Regions from separate parts of the Mus musculus genome. Here region 2 is linked to region 1. The links are chromatin loops, found by intact Hi-C in ENCODE. Cell type or tissue: heart. All regions are shown on one strand. Links, peaks and the distances in the headings refer to the core of each region. The heading gives the core; the rest is flanking DNA. Region 1 overlaps Pcnt (pericentrin (kendrin)). Region 2 holds the start of Dip2a (disco interacting protein 2 homolog A).

Region 1 (10,314 bases), core at 1,073-9,072:
TTCCCGCCGCTTCTGCGGAATTCACTTCCTAGGCGCCGCCATCTTGAATCCAGCGCCCTCTGTCTCGCTCCGCCCTATTACACCCACAGCCAATCAGCGTCAGAGACGTACGACTTGTAGGTGGGCCCGAGCGCCATGGGCGGGTCCTGGTCACCTAGCATTCTTAGTTGTTGTGCTTCCGGTGCTCAGGCACTTTCCTGAGACTAAACTGTCCAAGGCTTTTTAAAGACCGTCTTCAGACTTTATTTTCCCAGGGAACCAAGAACTTTGCTCCCTAGTGGTGTCCTGTTGTTGTATTTCGTTGTTCGCTCTCTGGCCGGGCCCCACAACTGCCATACTACCGAGGGTCCTCTTCTCACCTCCTTCTGCCTCAGATTTTGAATTTGTTTGAGACTCTACCCTGGGAACACTTGTGGCTGTTAAGATAGTTGTTTTGTTTTTTTGTTTTGTTTTGTTTTGTTTTTTTCGAGACAGGGTTTCTCTGTATAGTCCTGGCTGTCCTGGAACTCACTTGGTAGACCAGGCAGGCCTCGAACTCAGAAATCCTCCTGCCTCTGCCTCCCAAGTGCTGGGATTAAAGGCATGCACGACCACTGCCTGGCAAGATAGTTATTTGAAAGGTGATGGGGATTCAGAGGAAGAGAAGGTGCGAACATTTTGGAAGTGGATCTCTGGCCAGCTATCATGGCTGTGGAACCAGAGGCTGTGTCCCTACCCTGTACTGTCAGGACAGTATAGCTATAGCCTTCATGAAAGGGCTGTGTTGATTTTGTGGTTCGCCTAGTAACAGCAATTCTTCATTTGTGTCAACAACCCCACCACCACTATCACCCTGCACCCACTTCGAAAAAACATGCAAAATACACAGAGGAAATGAGAGCACAGCAATGTCAGATTACAGGTGCCGGCCAGAAGCCATTGTGGCCCTTATGGGGTATAAGCTGGGCACATGTAGATAGACACTTTGAGAAATGAGGGCATGTGAAGTTTAGTACTTCACCAGGGGAACTGGTGTCTGTACTTGGGTGGGTTTGTGAACCCAATTAGATATCCTTAGGGAGATGGAGGCTAATGAGACGAACCAGAAGGCCACTCATTGAAGGTTCATGGCCAGAGACCAAGTACATGCTGCAGAGGGCGAGCTCTGAGGCAGACAGTTGCATTCAGTGGAGAAGGCAAGAGATTAGAACAGAGTTGGTACTGTAGGCAGTGCCCTTCAAATTTCTCTTCCCACAGATAAGTGGCCTTGTTAATTTCCTCCGCCAACGAAACTGTGCGTTTCTCTTTTCATCAACAGGGGCACATCTGCTTGGGTGGCCTTGGTTGTGATTTGAGGGAATAGATGTCCCCCCACCCCACCCCAGTGAGACGTTGGCACACCAGCGCTTGCCTTTTTGAATAGGGTACGAGGAGGAGATTGTGTGTGAATACAGTCAAAAAGCCTTGTATCTGAGGGACAGAAAGGAGCTACGCTGTGCCTCTGACTGGCAGGCAACATTCTGGGATGCTCCCTAGTGCTTTGCTGCGCTGTGTCAGAAGTAGAGCATCAAGATTCTGCAAAGGAAGATGCTAGATTGACCTGGCTTAATTAAGTTTTTGCTATTTCTGTACCTCGTCTCAGAGTCTATGGCTAAGAAGTTTTGGCTGGGCGATGGATTGCTTCCATTAGGGACGAATGGGGGCAAGAAGGGGATGATCTAGCTTCATGTCATAGTTTTAAGACTTGAATATAGACTTAATTAAGCTCTCAGTGTGTTAAATCGATGCATTTTAAATCTGTTGTAAACTATCCAAGGCTTAGAACAGCCAATCTTTCACCCAGCCATATTGCTTTCTTTTTGCCTGCTTGTAGGCATCATTAATAGCCATTTGTAGACTCCGTGTCATTTTTGAGCTTCATGCCAAGGGCATCGATGTCAGTGAAGGCAGTGTTTTCTGGGAAAGCGGTCGCTCGCCCCCGTGCGGCTGAGTGGTTGGCGCTAGCGCGGACCTCATGCTCCCCACAAGTGTGGTGACCTTGTGGTTTTGTTACTTCTTCCTGGTTTACCTCTGCTTCTACTACTGCTCTCAATTTTTCCGCAGCTTGCTAACTTCCGACAGAGAAAAACAAAAGGTGACTGTCCGAATTCGAAGAAAAAGACGGCGAAGAGGAAGGGTTCGGCTGTCCATGCGTCTGTCCAGGAGGAGGGTTCGGTAGCCACTCCCAACAGCGAGCTCCCCCAAGGAGGGGCGGTCTTTGAAAGCCCATCATGCAGCAACACCCTGGAGGGGACCAGAGGGGCATCTGCAGCTCAGGTAGACTTCCGTATCATTACATTAACGTGTTGTCTAGCTTTTTGTTGCCGTAGTAATGTACTAAAAGGGACCTTCTGATTTCGCCTTTCAAAAAACGGGGAGAGAGGGATTTTCGTTTTAAAAGGTGAGTAGATGGGTTTCCCGTGAATAGATGGCTCCTCCTTACAGCTGACTTTGTTTCTTACTGTGTGTGTCCTGGCGCTCCTGTGGACTTTGATGACTTTGTGGAGAAAGTCCTCTCCTTCCACCATTGTGTAACTTCTGGGAATTGAACCTAAGATGCTTGCTTGGTTTGTGTGGCAGCTGCTTTATCCACAAGCCTGGGGTTTTTTCTTTAATATGATGTTTGAAGAGTTTCCGGGCAGTTGTGTAAAAGAGGAATGTCAGTTTGGTGCTTTGGTAAGGGGACTGAGAGTGCTGTGGGTGTGGTGCATTCTGTTTGACATTCCTTCGTCTGCTTTTGAATGCACCGGTGTGATTGGGGAAGGGAGAAGGTGTGGCAAAAACTGTGTGTGTTGGAAAGAGCTGGTCTCTGGCTGCTTAGTTCTATGAATAGTGGGAGCACCCCACCCCCTGTGCCCCACCAGTGACTCCCTCACCTTCCTGACCCTGCAGACTACTCTTTTTTTTTTAAATGACTTTCTTGCTTATCTTATATATGAGTACACTGTCACTCTCTTCAGACACAGTAGAAAAGAGCATCGGATCCCTGTGAGCCTGGGTTGCTGGGAATTGAACTCGGGACCTCTAGAAGAGCAGTCAGTGCTCTTAACCACTGAGCCATTTCTCCAGCCCTGTAGACTACTCCTAATTGGACTTTCCCGGAACTCTTGTGCGGATTGTAAATAAGGCCTTGAAATCTTGAGGGCCCTTGATATGTGCAGCTGTGGTCAGGAAACTGAAATTTATCTTAACCAGAAAAGAATTTCAAGGGCAAAATTTCACTGAAAGTAATGGTATGTCTTGACTACCCTATCTGAGAAGAAAATATGATCGTTGTCAGTGTACCAGATGGGAGATCTACCTGCAAATTCGGGATTTTGTTTCTCTTGAAAGATGCCGGACGTTACTTTGGTGCCTGCCTCCTTGTGTTCTGGCAAGCTGGAGCTCTCTAGGGGTGCATGCTTGTGCCCGGCTTACCTTCTCTGCTCTGTGTTCTGTGGGCCTGGCTTGGCTGTTAGCTGCCATTCACTGTAATTTCCCCTTAGCATCTCTCAGTGGTCGAGAAACGAGAGGCCATGCCAACCGGCCCCTGCTTAGCTGGCTGGCTGTGCTGCTGTTTTGTGTGTCTCCTCAGGCTCTCTGAGGAGAAGCTCATAATGTATAGTTGTAGTGAGAATTTTGGTTTCATTATAAACACAGAAATGTTGTAAGAATGTTTTGATTTTAATCCCAAGTGTGGGATACGGGGCTGCTTCAGATTGTCTGCAGTAGCTGACTGTGATTTGCCTCGTGCTCTGGCAGGGCTGTGACTTGGCCAACTGCAGATAGTTTTTTTTTTTTTTTTTTTTTTTCTGGTTTTTTGAGACAGGGTTTCTCTATAGCCCTGGCTGTCCTGGAAGACCAGGCTGGCCTCGAACTCAGAAATTCGCCTGCCTCTGCCTCCCGAGTGCTGGGATTAAAGGCATGTGCCACCACGCCGGGCTTCTAGTCACCATTTTGTAACTTGATTTATTATGCTTTTCATTTTAGGATCTCGGGCCCCATCCCCATCCCATCTGGTTCCTTTCTAGTTGGCTTTCTTTAATAAAAACCTCTTTGTGGTTATTCTTTTTCCTTGGGAATATCTAAAATCTTTTTCTTTGCCAGGCGGCAGCACACACCTTTAATCCTTGTATTTCTAAGGCATAGGAAGGTGGATCTTTTTAAATTCAAGGTCAGCTTGGTAAACAGCCGTGGTTCTCTGCCTTCCGAATGCTGGGATCCTTGAATACAGTTTCTCGTGCTGTGCCGATCCCAACCATGCAGTTATTTCATTGCTGCTTCATAGCTATAATTTTGCTACTGTTATGAGTTGTAATGTAAATATCTGATATGCAGGATATCTGCTATGGGACTCCTGTGAAAGGGTCATTTGACCCCCAAAGGGAGCACAACCCACATGTTGAGAACTGGTTATCTACAGAATGAGTTCCAAGGACAGCCAGCCTTGGCTTCACAGCAAACACACACACATACACACACACACACAGCAAGAAAGGGAGTGGCACGGGGCGGGGGGTGGGGGGGCACATGTGTGTCATGACTCAGAGTGTGAAGGTCAGAGGACAACTTTTCAGGGGTCACTTCTTTCCTCTCACCCTCTTTGTGAGATAGTCTCTTATTTCTGCTGCAGTGCTATAGATGTGAGTTTACAGCAGACTCTCCAGTCACTGCCTCCCGCCTTGCCTGGGGAGTTGTTGGGATCCCAGACATGAGCTGCTACCTTTAGCTTTTCCCATAGGTTCCTGGGATAGGCACTCTTCCCCACCAAGCTGTCAGTGGTGCTGGCCCTCCTGGCTCCTCTTTTTACTTTAATACTGAGTCAGGACTTTGCTGTTACCCAGGCCGGCTTTGAACTTGTGATAGACCAGGTAGGCCTTGAGGTTACAACTCTCCTGCCTCAGCTAGGGTGCTAGGATTACAAGTGTGGCCCTGTGCTCCACTTTCTTTTTAATTTAAAGATTGAGTCTAGCTTTCTACCCTCTCCTGGTCCAAACTATGCAGCTCAGGGTGGCCTTGAACTCAGGATCCTCCTGTCTTTCCCTAGATTTCTGTCTTTCACGTACCATGTTCTCACAGTTTGCCTGTATTGTAGTGTGTATTAGTATTTCCCTCTGTTACATTTCATTGTAATGAAGTCCGCTTTCCACGTCAACAGATTCGAGCAAATGTCGACTGAAGTATTTGGGAATTCTCTAGGCTACATCCTTTGCTTTCCTTCTAGGAACAAGAAGACTGTGAACTGGATGTGACTGACCTGCAGGGACAGCAGCAGACACAGCCACCGCCACCCCAGGTGATTGGCAGGGCTCTCAGCCTTCACAGGGTCTTAACCAGTGCTCTACCAATTTTACCAGGGCACAGTGGGTCCTAAGTTGCTGGGGGGCAGGTGAGAGAGACTCATTCCAAAGTAGACAGGTCGGGGCGGTGGCTTGCCATCTCCTCCTTTGCCTTGATACTTCCGCCTTCTCTCTGTGAGTCCATTCCCCAAGCAAATGGAGGGTCACATGTGGACATGTGGGGCTGGGAGTCTGCCATGGCTATCGTGTGTGTGCTGTCAGTCATGCGGCAGCATAGAGCTGGGGTTGTACCTACCCCCTTGCTGTCAATTACATGCCAGCATAGAGACGGGGTGGCACCCTCTTAAGTTACAAGCACCTTTCTCTCCCTCATTCTTTTGCAATTTCTGCTTGGCGTTGCCCTTGCCATCCTGGTTTCTGACCTGGGTCTCATCAGGCCTGGCTCCTCTCTGCCTGCAGACAGCCCACAGCCTGGAGCTAGAAGCGCTGCGCTTGAGCCTGAACAACATGCACACAGCGCAGCTGGAGCTGACGCAGGCCAACCTGCAGAAGGAAAAGGAGACAGCGTTGACGGAGCTTCGGGAAATGCTCAATGGCCGGCGGGCACAGGAGCTGGCCCTGCTGCAAAGTCGGCAGCAGTGCGAACTGGAGCTGCTGCGAGAGCAGCACGCCCGCGAGAAGGAAGAGATGGCGCTCCGCAGCGGGCAAGAAGCAGGTACCAAGCAAAGACAGGCCGCGGACCGTGTGCTTGTGTTCCCACCTGTTCTTTTCTGGTTGTTGCTTAGCCTTTAACAGCTGAGTCATCTTTCCAGACCTCTTCCCCCTACTCCCAATCACACCATGCGCATGCACGCACGCACACATACACACACACACACACACACACATTAGCACACACACACATACACACACATTAGCACACACACACATACACACACACACACACACACACACACACACGCACAACTTGAAGCAGCCTGCTGATTTTCCAAATCACTTTTACTTAAGTACATGTTTTGCTTTTTTGTTCTTCTGTTCCTCAGAGGGAGGTGAGCCATCCAGTGGGCCTTCTGCGAGGGAAGGAAGCCATCCACTGGGTTCTCTCTGTTGGCAAGTCCTTACTAGTGTTCCAGCTTTGCCCCCTCTGCAAGTACAAGCAAACTTGACTGGGCCTATGTTGCTGGCTGGACAGTTCTTGAGTTGGCCTGGCTATTTATTCATCTTAGATATGGTCATATTGCAGGTCTGCGTGCTAGATCCAATACCTTCTTAGACTTCTGCCAGCTGTCCATAGAGCAGCCTTGGTGGACCGTCTGCTTTTACTTAGGTAGTTAGTATTTTCTAAGTATTGGTGTTTTGTCTGTATCTATGTCTAGTGCCTGTGGTGGTCAGAAGATGGCATTGTCCCTCCAGAGCTGCAGTTACAGATGGTTCTGCTACCATGTGGGTCCTGGGGTTGTACCCAGGTTGTCTAGAAGTTCTGGAGCCATCGAACTGTTGAGAGCCATCTCCTTAGCCCAGCATTTTCTGTTATATAAGTATCAGCTTTATTGAGAAGCAATTCCCCTGTCACATAGTCTCTGTGTATAAGCAGCATAGTTTGGTAGACTTAAGTTCTCTAGGTAGCTCCATAGCGGACACTGAGGACATTCATTACTTGGGAAGAGGCCTTGCTTTTCTTTTTCTTTTTCTTTTTTTTTAAAAGATTTATTTATTGTTATATGTAAATTCACTGTAGCTGTCTTCAGACACACCAGAAGAGGGTGTCAACCTCATTATGGGTGGTTGTGAGCCACCATGTGGTTGCTGGGATTTGAACTTGACCTTTGGAAGAGCAGTCAGTGCTCTTACCAGCTGAGCCATCTCGTCAGCCCCAAAGGGCTTGCTTTTCTACTTGTCTTCCCAACCAACATCCCTGTGACAAGTCTGTCTGTCTGTCTGTCTGTCTGTCTCTCTCTCTCTTTTCCTTTTGGCTTTTTGAGACAGGGTTTGTTTGTATAGCCCTGGTTGTAGGCTGGCCTCCAATTCACAGAGATCCACCTGACTCTGCCTCCCAGTGGGTGCTGGGATTAAAGGTGGGTGTCACCACTGCTCTCCCCCCATCACACCCCAGGGTTCCTCTGTGTAACAGCACTGGCTGTTCTGGAACTCTCTATATTGACTAGGCTGGCCTCGAACTCATAGAGATCCATCTGCCTCTACCTCCTATAAGTGCTGGGGTTAAAGAGTCCACCGGCAGGCCCCAGATGCATCTTTCTCTGCTGGAGAAAGCCTTCTCCCTTGCCTGGCTCTCCCCTCAGTGAGAAAGACCAGGTTTCTTTTCCCAGTGCTTTCTATGTGTCTTTTGGTACTTTGAAATCAAATAAATACATGTTTTTGTTTTCTTTTCTTGTCCAATATAAGCTCTCTCTCTCTTTAGTCTTCTATGCTTCCCATTCCACTTGCAGAGGCCCCCTTCCCTGGGGCCCCTGGTTAGGCTGCAGCCCTAGGGAAAGAAAGCAAAGGGCTCTCTTGTGCCCTGGGATGTAGTACATGGCTCGTTAATGATGGATCCCAGCCTTTCAGCTACCTTTCGACTTGTCTGCTGCTGCCTTGCCTGCCTCCTGCCTCCTGCCATTGCTTGCTTCTTCAGTCCTACCCTCTGTTGACCTTTCCATCCTGGGAAGTCCTGCTGGAACCCATCTTCTTGCCCTTCTCCCTGCTTGAGTTGGGAGCTCTTGTACCGTAGGACAGTTTCTTGTGTCTTAATATTAAGTAGCTTATCTTGGCCCTGGCCCAGTGGGCACATGAACTAAAGTGCACTGCAGTTCTCTTGTCTGAAAGTTCACGTAGGTTTGGAGGTGTTGGGACCCCAGCAGCTGATCTTGAGCTGTGCTCTTAGGAGAACCTGAGAGCCTGGAAATCTCAATATTCTTTCTTTTGATGTGAGTACGTTTCTTAACTTAAACTGGCCATCGTTTGGCTGTCTTGTCGTCCTGTGTGCATTGGCAACTTCCCACAAGTGGACAGTGGGTACTTGAGCTCCATTGTTTCCTGGGTAACGAGATTGTGTTGAAAGCTTAGATCCTGTGATCTGACCGACTTACATTTTGTCTTGCAGCTGAGCTGAAGGAGAAGTTACGGTCAGAAATGGAGAAAAACGCCCAGACGATCGAGGTGTGTGGTTGGTTGGAAATATAGTTCTGCACTCACTCCATTTTACATTCACATCCCACGGAGATCCCCCACCCCCACCACCACCATGATGCAGATAAAGTCAGTCCAGGGAACTGGAATGTGCTGGGAGGAAGTCAATTCTTGGTGGTCCGTGTCCTTCAGAGATTGGGTTGTACCACAATCTGCTTTTTCTTTGAAATTAGACCCTGAAGCAAGATTGGGAATCCGAAAGAGAGTTATGTTTGGAAAACCTCCGCCAGGAATTGTCGTTGAAGCATCAGTCGGAGATGGAGGGTTTGCAGAGCCAGTTTCAGAAGGAATTGTCAGAACAGAAGGTTGAATTGGAGAAGATTTTCCAGGCCAAACATGAGGCTGAAGGTGAGCCCTTGCCTAGAGCGAGCATATCTGGGGCACGGGGCACTGAGCGCCCGCTAGAGTCTGCAACCAGACTTGCCTGTTCCCGCCTTTGCTTCCAGCGCAAGCTGCTGAGGACAGACATACAAGGGCATGGGTGTTCATAGAGCCTTCTTGCACTGTCGGTTACTAAATTCCTCCTGCAGAAGGAGTTTGGAGGCTGCTCACTTTTGGGACCACAGATGTTAGGTAACATAGTGGTGATTCTTGTGAGTTGACTATGTCTGCGTGCCTCTTCTTTCCCGCTGTGGGAATAGGCTGGCTCCTGAGGCCATTGTTACACCCCCCTGTCAGGCAATCCTGGGTGTCCAGGATTGAAACATGGTGGGCACAAGATTCTGTGTGTAAATCGTGCATTTGTTGTGAAATGCTGATTAGCAACTACTACTGAAGTTTTCATAAACTAGGCAACCCCTGTGCTGCTTTCTAGTTTCCCTGAAGAACCTGGAGGCTCAACACCAGGCGGCCATCAAGAAGCTGCAAGAAGACCTGCAGTCAGAGCACTGCCAGTATTTACAAGATCTAGAGCAGAAATTCCGAGAAAAGGAAAAAGCAAAAGAGTTGGAGGTAGGCCCAAACATAACGTTGAGTCATTTGATTGTATGTGAGGATGGGGTATGTGTGTCTGCATTTCTGGGGTGGACAGGGTACCTGTGGATTCACAGGCACACCGTGGTTGGTGTCAGTGTCTTCCTCTATTGCAAGCCATCTTATTTCTTGAGACAGGATCTCGTACTGACCTGTGAGCTCACAGGTCGGCTAGACTGGCTGGCTGGCAAACCTTTGGAGTCTGATACTCCAGCGCTGGTGTCCGTCACAGACCTCCCGTTACACCCTGCCGATCTGAGCTCAGGTTCTCATGCTTGAGTAGCAAACCTTATCTACACCTAATTACTAGCTTTATTAGAGGAGTTCTGGAACAACTTGGAACACTATATATTTTGATGTCTGCTGAAACTTAAGTGCTGAGTTCTAAGAGACTTAGTTCTTGGTTCAAAGGCCTAGAGCAACAAGGCCAGGCCCATAAAGTAATGTTCAGTTTTTAAAAGAGATTTTTTTTTTTTCTGCACATACGTGTTTAGCCTGCATGTATGTCTGTGTGAGGGTGCAGATCCCCTAGATCTGGAGTTACAGATGGTTGTGAGCTGCTACATGGGTGCCGGGAATTGAACTCAGGTCCTCTGGAAGAGCGGCCAGTGCTCTTAACCATTGAGCCATCTCTCCAGCCCCCTACCCCCTTTTTGCTTTATTTTGTTGAGGCAGGGTTTCTCTGCCTGTCCTAGAACTCTGTAGACCAGGCTGTCTCTACCACTGAGCTGAATTCCCAACCCCTCAATATTTAATCTTGAATTCAGAAAATACGTTACTCTCTACACAGGTTCCTGAGACATTCATAAAAACTCTGGACACTAGGAACATGAGCACATACCCTCTGAGCATACATGGT
Region 2 (10,314 bases), core at 1,007-9,006, 93 kb after region 1:
ATCTGTTGCTAAGGCTCCACTTTCCTCCCCTTCACTACATTTACTACTGTGCTGTGGCTTCCAGATGTTCGGCTCTCAGTAGTTGCTCTTCAGCACAGATATAATTTCTGCTGTCTCCCTTTTTGGTATCCCAGCCACAAAGAGCAAGCTCGCACCTCTATATTGACCTCCTCTCTTACCCAACTGTCCTAAGATTCTTGTCTGTGGCACACCAAGATCTTTGCTACACCCGAGTGGAGGTTTCCAGGAAGAAGCTGTCAGGCCTGACAACCGGCAGTGTCAGGCCATGTCTCCTGCTGCTTCTGATGGTAGGAAGGTGTGGTACGTTTGTTACTTCTGGGATGCCATAGAAAAACACCTTACCACTAAACCCTAAAAATGACTAGGATACAGCAAACGCTTGGATTCTTGCCAGGGTTTCTCTCTCTTGCTGAAGCAACTGCGTGTATTACCAGCCTCCAGCCCCTTCTCCATGTGACCCACCTGACTGATTGATTGATCCTACAGTTCTTCAGATGTGAAGGCATTCTTGAAAGATTCCTCATATGACCACGAACCCTGCTACCCAGTTAGACATTCTAGCTTGCTTCATTAAGCACTGGAGTAATCCAGCCTCAGGTCGCCCCCTCAGTTCCTGCCAGTGTCTACGTGTCGGCTGTGTATTATGTTTATAGGTTGAACTGTTCCCTCACCAAAGGGATGTCCTTATCTTAAGTACAGATGACTATGACCTTAGTCGAAATTGGGTCTTTACAGATGATTAAGTTAACGTGAGCTAATTAGAATGTTCTCATATTAGGTTTGAATGGTGTCCACTGATAGACACTGGCACATAAGAACCTCATATGAACACGAGGGCAGGGATGGGGGTGGGACATCTATAAGGCGAGAAACATCAAAGATTAGAAGCAGCCACTAGAGGCCAGGAGACAGCTCTAGAACAGATTATCCTGTATAGTTCTATATGGAACCGATCGTGTCTGACACCTTGTCTTAGACTTCGAGCCTCCAGAATTCTGGTGTGGTAAACTGTCTGTTGAGCCAGCTCGGTTCCCAGTTACCACTGTGCTAGCAAAGGAATACACAGCCTTTTGGAGGGAGAGGTGGGGATTCAGGGCCCTAACCCCTTCTTAATCTCATGTTTATCTGAATTATGCTCAGAAGTAACCATAATTCTGTGTCTAGTATCCAGCAGGTGGGGTATTAGTGAGGTTCATCTAGAGGTACAGACCTAATAGACTGTAAATGAAAAGGGATTTACTAGCATTGAATATACAACACAATTACTTGGGCAGCCAAACTGGCTATCCGGCAGGGAGACCGAGAGCCAATGGCTGCTCAGTCCGAGAAACTGGATGTCTCTGTGATTCCTCATCTGGTGCTAAAGGCTCAGAGGATTCCTGGCCAGTCGCTGGTCGTTAGTCCATTTTGGAAGAAGGACCTAGGTTCTGATGTCAACGAATGATAAGACCTATAGCAGCAACAGCTACATGCAGTCACCAGCAAGAATGTAGGTAGGCAGGCCGGCCGGCAGGCAAAGCTGATTTTATTCATCTCTTTTTTTCATCTCTCTCTCTCTCTCTCTCTTTTTTTTTTCAGTTTTTCAAGACAGGGTTTCTCTGTATAGCTCTGGCTGTCCTGGAACTCACTTTGTGGACCAGGCTGGCCTCGAACTCAGAAATCCACCTGCCTCTGCCTCCCGAGTGCTGGGATTAAAGGCATGTGCCACCATGCCCTGCTTATTCATCTCTTTTTGCCAGAGATACTACTATAAGGCAGAGCCCACTCTGGAGAAAGTTTCCTCTCCTGAAAATGCCCTCACAGACTCATTCATGGGTGTGTCTCTTGGTTGGTTCTAGCTTCTGCCAAGTGGAAGAGGAGGCATGCTAGGTTTAATTAGGACCCTAGTCTGTGGACAGGCAAAATTTTCCAGGCAGTTTAAGGGGGTCAAAATCTTTGAAAATAGATACATGGGCACCTCCAAGCCAGATGTCACAGGCCCAGCTTTTTAAACAAGGCTCCAGATTTGGTTTTAGAGAATTGTAGGGGTAATCTCTTGTGCACTGTGTGGAAGCATCACCGGTCAATAAAGAGCTGATGGCCTATTCGGAAAAGGCAGGAAGTGGGAGTTCCTGGTAGAGAGAGTAGAACTCTGGGAGAGGCGGGAGATTCACTGCAGACTTGGAGGAAGTAGGATGTATAAACCCGAGGAGGGTAATTAGCCATGTGTAGATAAAGAATAGTCTATACAGGATAATTGAGTACGAGCCAGTTGGGGAACAAGCCTAGCTTAAGGACTTGCATTAATTCATAATAAGTCCCCAGGTCATTATTAGGGAATTGTGGCAACCATAGAGAAGACCCAATGGTTACAGAGAGTTGTTTCATTTACACATTTTACTGTTTGGAGTTACTTGGGATCTTCCTTCCTGGCCTAATTATACCGCTGCAGGTGACTTTTTTTTTTTTTTTTTCATGCAATTTCATAGGGTTTGGCTCTTGATCGACTGTAGTTTGCCATTAGCTGACCACTGTTTCTTACTAAGAAGTTCCATTTTACCTGCTAGGTATTTTGTTTCACTGGGTCAACATGCAGGGTTTATACCCCTGTTCAGCTTGTTGAGCTGTGGAGAAAGACAGAAGGATCCAACGCTCCCTAGAGCCAGTGGCTAAATGCTTAAAAAATAGATAAATGGGGGACTGGAGAGACAGTTCACCAGTTAAGAGTGCTTGTTGCTTTTGAAGAAACTTCTGGGTTTTTTTGTAGTATGAAGTATGGTGGCTAAGGGCAGTCTTACAGTTGAAGGACATCTGGCGCCCTCTCTGGAATTCTTTGGTACTGCATGCATGTGGTGCACAGGTACACACTTGCCTGCAAAACACCCACACATAAAATAAACCTTAACAAATGTTAAATGCTCTAAAGTGTTGTTAAATGCTGCTTAAAACGTTTTGTGTTGAATTTTTAAGTCTTTATTGTAAACACTTTTTTGTTCCGACGTCAATAAATAAAAATTCAGCTCTTTGAAGGACAAGGACATCATTCCCTTCCTGATTCCTGGCAGCCTAGAGTGAGGGACTGTCAGCTAAGCAGCTCCTTCCCCAGCAACCTGCTGGAATGCCTTCAAGTCTGGCTGTTTTCCGTACTTTACAGTCAATGTGAAAATACTCCAGCAGCAAGCTAATCTACTACAATTGAATCCAGGAGACCTGGTCCAGGAAACCTTGCTCTGGCCACACCCACTCCAGACAGTGCACCCGCCTCGAAAGGCGAAGCCCAGATGCTTTTTTTTTTCTCGACCAGTAAACTTTCGGCAGCTATTATTCATTCAAGAGGACAGGGAACACTTCCTTAGAAGAAACCATTGATCAGAGAAACGTGAGAAGTGTTGACCAGCTTTCATGCAAAGCTTGTGACTGCTTCCTATATAAACCTGTGACCTGCGGAAATAAATAGTCCCTCGTTTGCATACCACACCTCCTGCCTGTATAACCAGATTAGTCAGCTCAAATCAGATGTTTTAAAATCAGTTGGGGACACCTTCCTATGCTGTTCCTTGTGGATGTAATATTAGGCTCACTGAAAGCCTCCAAAATGGTCTTTTTTGTTGCCTACCTGGGATTTTTAATATATGTAGACAGTGGCAAGAGGGTGGCTAATGAGTAGTAGAAATAAAATTGTGTGTGTGTGCGTGTGTGTGTGTGTATATATATGTATGTAAGTATGTATGTATGTATGTATATACATGTTTATACGTATATGTGTATATATACCGCCACTCTGAGAATAGCTCCTTCAAAAATCCCACTAAGGTTTCCAACATGTCAGATCTATGCTTCCATGCCCCAAGGACATCTCAAGGACTGAGACACTGCCAGAGCTCCTTCTTGGTCAATGTCAGAGTGCTTCCAGGGTTATTGTGAAAGGGAATAAGCAAACACACTTTAAGGGCGGCAGAAAACCCGCCAGAGTTAGCTGATACCATAGCAGGAACGCGGACAGAATTAAGCGTGCCAGCAGGGCTCCTGAGGAAGAAGAAGGTGGGGATCCCGGAGGAGGGTCACCTGGGCGACATTGAAGTCCGTTCGGTGGGGTCGCACGTCTCCCGAGGCGCCTCTGTCCAGCTCTCCCGCCCGCCGCTCCTCTCGCACCCCGAAGCGGAGTAAAGCTCCGGGCTGCTCCGGCGTGTCTTATTGGCCAATGGAACCGAGCCTTTAAAGTTGCTGGGCGGGGCCGGCCCGGCGTACCCGCGCAAGCGTTGCCCCGCCCCTCAGCCGCGCACGCGCGTCCCCAGCGCGCTCCCGGAGCCGGAGCCAGCCGCGCTCGCGCCCGTGCCCGCGCCCCTGCGAAGCAGCCCCGGCCGCGCCCCGCCCGCTGCCGGCTGCGGGCGGCCGCTGCGGGTCTGCAGGCCCCGGTTGGGGGAACGCCTGAGCCACCGGCCATGGCCGACCGCGGATGCCCTCTGGAGGCGGCGCCGCTGCCCGCCGAGGTGCTCGAGAGCCTGGCGGAGCTGGAGCTGGAGCTGTCCGAAGGTGAGCCGCGGGTTCCCCCCACCCCCCACCCCGCCAGGGACCCTCGCCCGAGACCCCGCCCAGGGACCTCCGGGAGCGTCACCCCCGGAACCTGCGGGTACCCTCATACGGGATCCCCGCCGGCCTCTCCTCGGCATCCCTGTCTGGGCCGCTCGCCGGAGAGCCCGCCAGCTTCTGCAGACTGGCGGGTGCCCGGCCTCCGAAGGACACCGGGAGGGACTGGCTTGGGAGGTGGGCCTAGGCGCACTCTTGCTGCCCGACCGTCAAGGCCACGGTCCAGGTCCGGGCTTCCAGCGTGTGCCCTGCAGCCTGTCGGCCAGCAGGAAGCCCGGGATGCAGAAGCCGAGCCCCACCCCTGGAACCTCAGACTGCCTCGTGAGCCTCAGTTTCCTCATCTAGAAAACGAAGCAAAAGTACACTTGCGCCTTGTGGATTATGAGGCTGAAGTGCATTAACCTATAAACATGTAAAACGTGTTTAACACTTAAAAGGTTTATTCCTTTACGGAATTTTGATACAATTACACTGGGGGAGGAGGTGGGGGACAGGCAAGGGTCACGGTGCCTGCGTGGGGAGGTCAGAGGTCAGCTTGCACGGAGCTGGGAGCTGGTGCTCTCCTTCCACCTTGTGAGTTCTGGGAATGAACTCAGGTTGTCAGATTAGAGGGCAAGTGCTCGCCGGGCCAACCCGACAGCCCTCTCTAGGTGAGGATTTTTAAAAAGTTAAAAAGTCAAATAAGTGGTTGTTAGAAACAGACTAGGGAAATAATAGAACTCCAGAGATGGGAGTGGCGCCCTCAATTTGGACGCCTGGGAAAAGAGTTCTGTTCTCCATAAACTGACCTCCAACCCTGGTGGAAAAGCATCTGTGCTTGTTAACTCTGCTTTTGAGACTTAAATGCAATTAGAACTTGTTAGAATCCATCACCCCCCCACCCCACCCCATTTAGATTGTTAAGCTTTGCTGTGGTAGGTTTAGTGAGTTTTTGAGAATTCTCTTTTTCTTTTTAAATATATGCATTTCCCCTGCATGTTTGTCTGTATATCTTATGCGTGCCTGGTGTTCCCTGGAGGCCAGAATTGGGTCCTAGATTCATGTTGGTGCTGTGACTTGAACCCAGGTCTTCTGGAAGAACGGCCAGTGCGCTTAACCACTGAGCCATCTCTCCAGCTCCGTTTTGAAAATCCTTGATTCTCTTTGGAGGCGTGGTTGGGAATGATTCTGAGAAAAAAGGTCTATTGTACTGGATTTGATATGACTCCCCAGGGGAAATCGCATAGTTGTAGTTTGGCTTTTGCATATCAAATATGTTGTTGCAGATTGCTCCTCATTACGGCTCCAGAATATCGGTTATTTCAGTTCCGTAGGGTTATATAGCTTTTAATGCTCGCTACGAGTTTACAGTTAATTAAATTATTTCCTCAAAGCAAAAACTTCATAACTTGTGGCAGGACTGAAGTATGTCAGCGATAGAAGTAGCTCTTAAGTTAATCAAATCTACTTATACTGATACTGTTTTAGACATACATGGGGTTTATGTAAGGAAAGGGTATAAGGTGTGTGCCATGGTGAGGATCTGAAAAAACAGCTTACGTGGAGGAAGGGGGCAGACAGTTCAGAGTTAATAGCAGGAGACTGCAGAGTGCGCTGGCAACCCCAGAGTCAGAGTCAGTAACCATAGTTTCTTGCCCTCTGCTAGACTGGCACATTTCATTTTGCCACATAGGTTAAATGATTACATTGGCAGAGTTGCCCTTGGCCCTGCTCTCAGAGAACTTTCACACCTTAACACTGGACCCTAGAGCTTGGGATTATTGTGATGTGTAGCTGTCCCTGTTGGGCTCGGAGATGCCTAGTGATACAGACTGTGTTTCAGGCAGACCTTTGGAGAACTCACATAGAGGCTGGCATCTCGTAAGTGTCACCTGGCAAGCCACTGATTTATAACATGTCTGAACTTGGGCTTGGCCAGCCATAAAAGGAGGTGAACGTTTTACTGACATTTCAAGGTCTTTGTAAAGGTTTGCTCAGTGTGTGTAAGTGGTTTGAAACAGTCAAGGTGTTTTATTTATGAACGAAAGGAATGTGTTATATATATATGTTGTGTCATAGTCCTAAAACGAGTATTTCAGTATCTTTTTTTTATTCATTATATGTAAGTACACTGTAGCTGTCTTCAGACACTCGAGAAGAGTCAGATCTCGTTATGGATGGTTGTGAGCCATCATGTGGTTGCTGGGATTTGAACTCAGGACCTTTGGAAGAGCAGTCAGTGCTCTTAACCACTAAGCCATCTCTCCAGCCCTTTCAGTATCTTTTAACTTTAATTTTTTTTTTTTGGCGTACAGAATAGCTTGATCATGACCTTTTCTTTCTTTCTTTTTAAAGATTTATTTATTTTTATGTGTATGAGTACACTGTAGCTGTACAGATGGTTGTGAGCCTTCGTGTGATTGTGTGGAATTGTATTTAGGACCTCTGCTCACTCCGGTCAACCCTGCTCCCTCAGTCCCTGCTTGCTCCGGCCCAAAGATTTATTTACTATTATTCATAAGTACACTGTAGCTGTCTTCAGACACACCAGAAGAGGGCATCAGATCTCATTACGGGTGGTTGTGAGCCACCATGTGGTTGCTGGGATTTGAACTCAGGACCTTCGGAAGAGCAGTCGGTGCTCTTATCCACTGAACAGTCTCTCCAGCCCTCTTTCTTTTCTTTCTTTTCTTTTGAGATGACAGGGTTTCTCTGGGTAGCTCCGGGTGTTCTGGAACTCACTCTGTAGACCAGACAGAGATCTGGCTGCCTCTGCCTCTCAAATGCTGGGCTTGTAGGCATGGGCCACTATGGGATTCTCTCTTTCCTGGGACTTTCTCCACCACCACCCCCCCCCCCCCTTATTCAAGGCAGAGAGAAAAACTGCTGGTTTAGAATAATGTCAGTTTAATAATACACACATTTTTCTAAGTGAAGAATTCCTTACAACCTGGGTTTGTCATTGGAAGGTACGGGAAGAACTCAATACAGGTAAGCGGCTGCCTTCGTGGGAAACAGTGCTGAAGGAGATAGTACCTGGGCAGTCTAGAAAGTAGTGTTCCTCCCTCAGCTGCACACAAGCAGGGGAGAGTTGGTGTTACCTGGACAATCTGGAAAATCCTGTGGCTCTCCCCTCAGCTGTCCGTCATCAGTGACTAGACAGAAGAAGCACCTTTCTGGTTTTGTTCATAAAACATGGTCTCATTCCCCAACATTATCATGGTATTTATCATCTACCATGTTGATAAGGGCTGACTCTCAGAGTAGGTTCTCAGAGTAGGTGTGTGTGTGTATATGTATGTTTGTGAATATTGTATGTGTGTGTTGGGGGCGGGGTATGAATGTACACGTACCACAGTCTGTGTTTAGAGGTCAGAGGACGATGTTTGGGAACCGTTCTCTCATTCCACCGTGGGTTTCGGGGGTTGAATTCAGATCATCAAGTTTGGTTGATCAGCGCTTTCCCTTGGTGAGCCATCTTAATAGCCCTGAAACTTGAACATGTTGAAATGAACCAAAAGCAGCAGCAATAGCAGCAAAGACGACATGTCAGCTGCAGTTAGAAAAGACATGTCATCTGCAGTTAGAAGCACTGGTTTCTCTGCAGAGGACCCTGGTCCAGTTTCCAGCGTTCACATGGTACCTCCAGTTTCAGAGGATCTCACACTCTTCTTCTGACCTCCGTGGGCACCAGACACACATGTGGTGCACAAACATACATGCAGGCCAGACACTCACACACATAAATTTAATACAGGAAAACCAAGGAACAGAGTGGAACAAAAGCAATAGAATCCCCCACTGGCACCCAATTATATACACCTGAGCCATTGTCCTAAAGAGAGGCGTGTTCCGTCCACCCCTTTGCCTTGGTAGAGAGGGAGGGACTTTGGGGAGGTTGCCATAAATTGGCAGTGGACAGCTTGGGTGACAAGAAGGGCATCCTAAGTAGGTGGGCTGGTTATGGGTCATGGTCATGAGAGAAATGGGGTAAATGAACCTTATAATGAGCAGCTGTATAACAAGCAAGGAGCTTGAAGCAGTCTCCCAACTGAAAAAGCCCAAGGCCAGGGGGATTGACTGCAGAACTCTACCAGAACAGTAAATAGCCAATCTCAGTGCTACACAAGGTGTTCCATGAAGTAGAAGAGGAGGGGCAGCTTCCAAACTCTGACCAAATCAGTATGACCTTGACACCGAAAACCACACAGAGCCGTCGCATGAACAGGGAAATCAGGGACCTACCTCCCCGATGAAGAAAGACACAGAATCCTCAATAAAGTTCTCCCAAATGAAATTCAGCATCACATGGGAAAAGACCATTTATCACGTCTAAATTGGCTTTATCCTAGCACTGTAGGGATAGCTCAGTGTACATTAATCAATAAATGTAATTCGATACCTTAATGGACTAAGAGACAGATATCACATGACCCACTCTATTTATAGAGAAAAACCTGTAAAAATCCATCAATACTTCTTGATAAAAGTCACAGAGAGACTAGGGATGGAGGGTCCATACCTCAGTATAATGAAGTTTGTTTATGACAAACCTATAGCAAACATCATACTCAAAGTGTTCCTGTAACAAGGTAAGGGGCAGGTAAGGGAGGCTGCTCTCACCACTTACTGCTCAATGTAGTGCTTGATGTCTAGTTAGGACAATATAGGAAGGGAGGCAAATAACAGGGATACAAGTAGGAAAAGAAGATGCTATGACTCTATAGAGAAGAGCCCCAAAGACACTCCACCAAGAAACCCTTAAGAGCTTACAAGGACACTCATCAAAGTGGCGGGGCACAAAGTCAACATACAAAAATCAGTAGCCTTCTTGATTACCAATGACTGACCCAGATCACTGAGACAGTCCCCTCCGCAGTAGCCACACCACAGATGAGGACCTAGGGGAAAAATGGCCAGCTTAAAAGAAGAGTCTACAATGAAAAACTGGAGTTGATAAAGAAAGGTGAGAACATACCCGGAGATGGGAAGGAGGCAGCCCACGGTTATGGATTGGAAGCATGAATATAGTGAAGATGACTGTCCTACCAAAAGCACTCTACAACCGCAGTGCAACCCTAATAAATAAGCCACTTCTAAGCACGGGTGATGTAGCCCAGAAAAAGACCAACAGTTAACAAATGGGACTTCACAAAACACAGCAAAGGCAGCCACAGAATGGGGTGGGGGTGGGGGGGACCTTTGCCAGCTAGCCGGTCACTCAACACAGAGCTCATGTCTAGAATGTACGAAGAACTAAAAAGCTAAACATCATGAATATAAGCAACCTGGTTTAAAAAGACGGGCCAAGGAACTGAACAGAAATTCTCAGAAAGAAGAGGTACAAACAGCTAGGTAGCACTTTTAAGCGTTTGTATTCTTAGCCATGAGAGAAATGAAAATTGCGTGGCCTCGGTGCGAGAGGGTGTGCAGAGCCCCACAGAGACTTGATGTATTGGGGGGGGCACCCACTCACTAAGAGGAGAAGGGGAGGATGGGGGGGAGATTTGTGGGAGGGGATGACTGGAGGGGGGCAGTGATCATCATCAAATTATTTGAATATAAAAACCCCTACTTAAATTCTGTTGCCCCAGTCAGATGGTCATCATCAAGAACACAAATGACAGCAAAAGCAGTGTGTATGGAGAGGAGAGGAGAGGAGAGGAGAGGAGAGGAGAGGAGAGGAGAGGAGAGGAGAGGAGAGGAGAGGAGAGGGGGGAGGGGGGAGGGGAGCGGAGGGGAGGGGGA

The links. Hi-C counts contacts between places; a loop is a spot of excess contacts. Peaks named below come from ENCODE experiments on the same cell type or tissue, not always from the same donor. Only the 100,000 strongest peaks of a DNase experiment are listed, where the experiment ranks them.
Region 2: it touches region 1 in a loop (2.1-fold over the local background); 1 of 42 quality-filtered maps calls a loop at or near these places.

What each region holds. Positions count from the first base shown.
Region 1 is chr10:76,432,124-76,442,437 of GRCm38, reverse strand. Pcnt (pericentrin (kendrin)) reads left to right here. Exons shown (of 42, transcript NM_008787.3): 2 at 2,083-2,295; 3 at 5,222-5,293; 4 at 5,757-6,012; 5 at 8,398-8,453; 6 at 8,657-8,831; 7 at 9,298-9,434. Among named protein-coding and RNA genes, the nearest start is that of Pcnt, 5.6 kb to the left of the region's middle. In heart, for the core only: no CTCF peak of the experiment used is centred there; no DNase peak of the experiment used is centred there; H3K4me3 peaks cover 38 bases.
Region 2 is chr10:76,339,326-76,349,639 of GRCm38, reverse strand. Dip2a (disco interacting protein 2 homolog A) reads left to right here and starts at 4,349. Exons shown (of 38, transcript NM_001081419.2): 1 at 4,349-4,533. The coding sequence starts at 4,443. It overlaps Gm40699 (a long non-coding RNA gene), which reads right to left and starts at 4,345. Exons shown (of 2, transcript XR_871838.2): 1 at 4,066-4,345; 2 at 2,383-2,872. In heart, for the core only: a CTCF peak has its summit at 2,836; a DNase peak (open chromatin) is centred at 4,259; H3K4me3 peaks cover 3,139 bases; H3K27ac peaks cover 2,061 bases.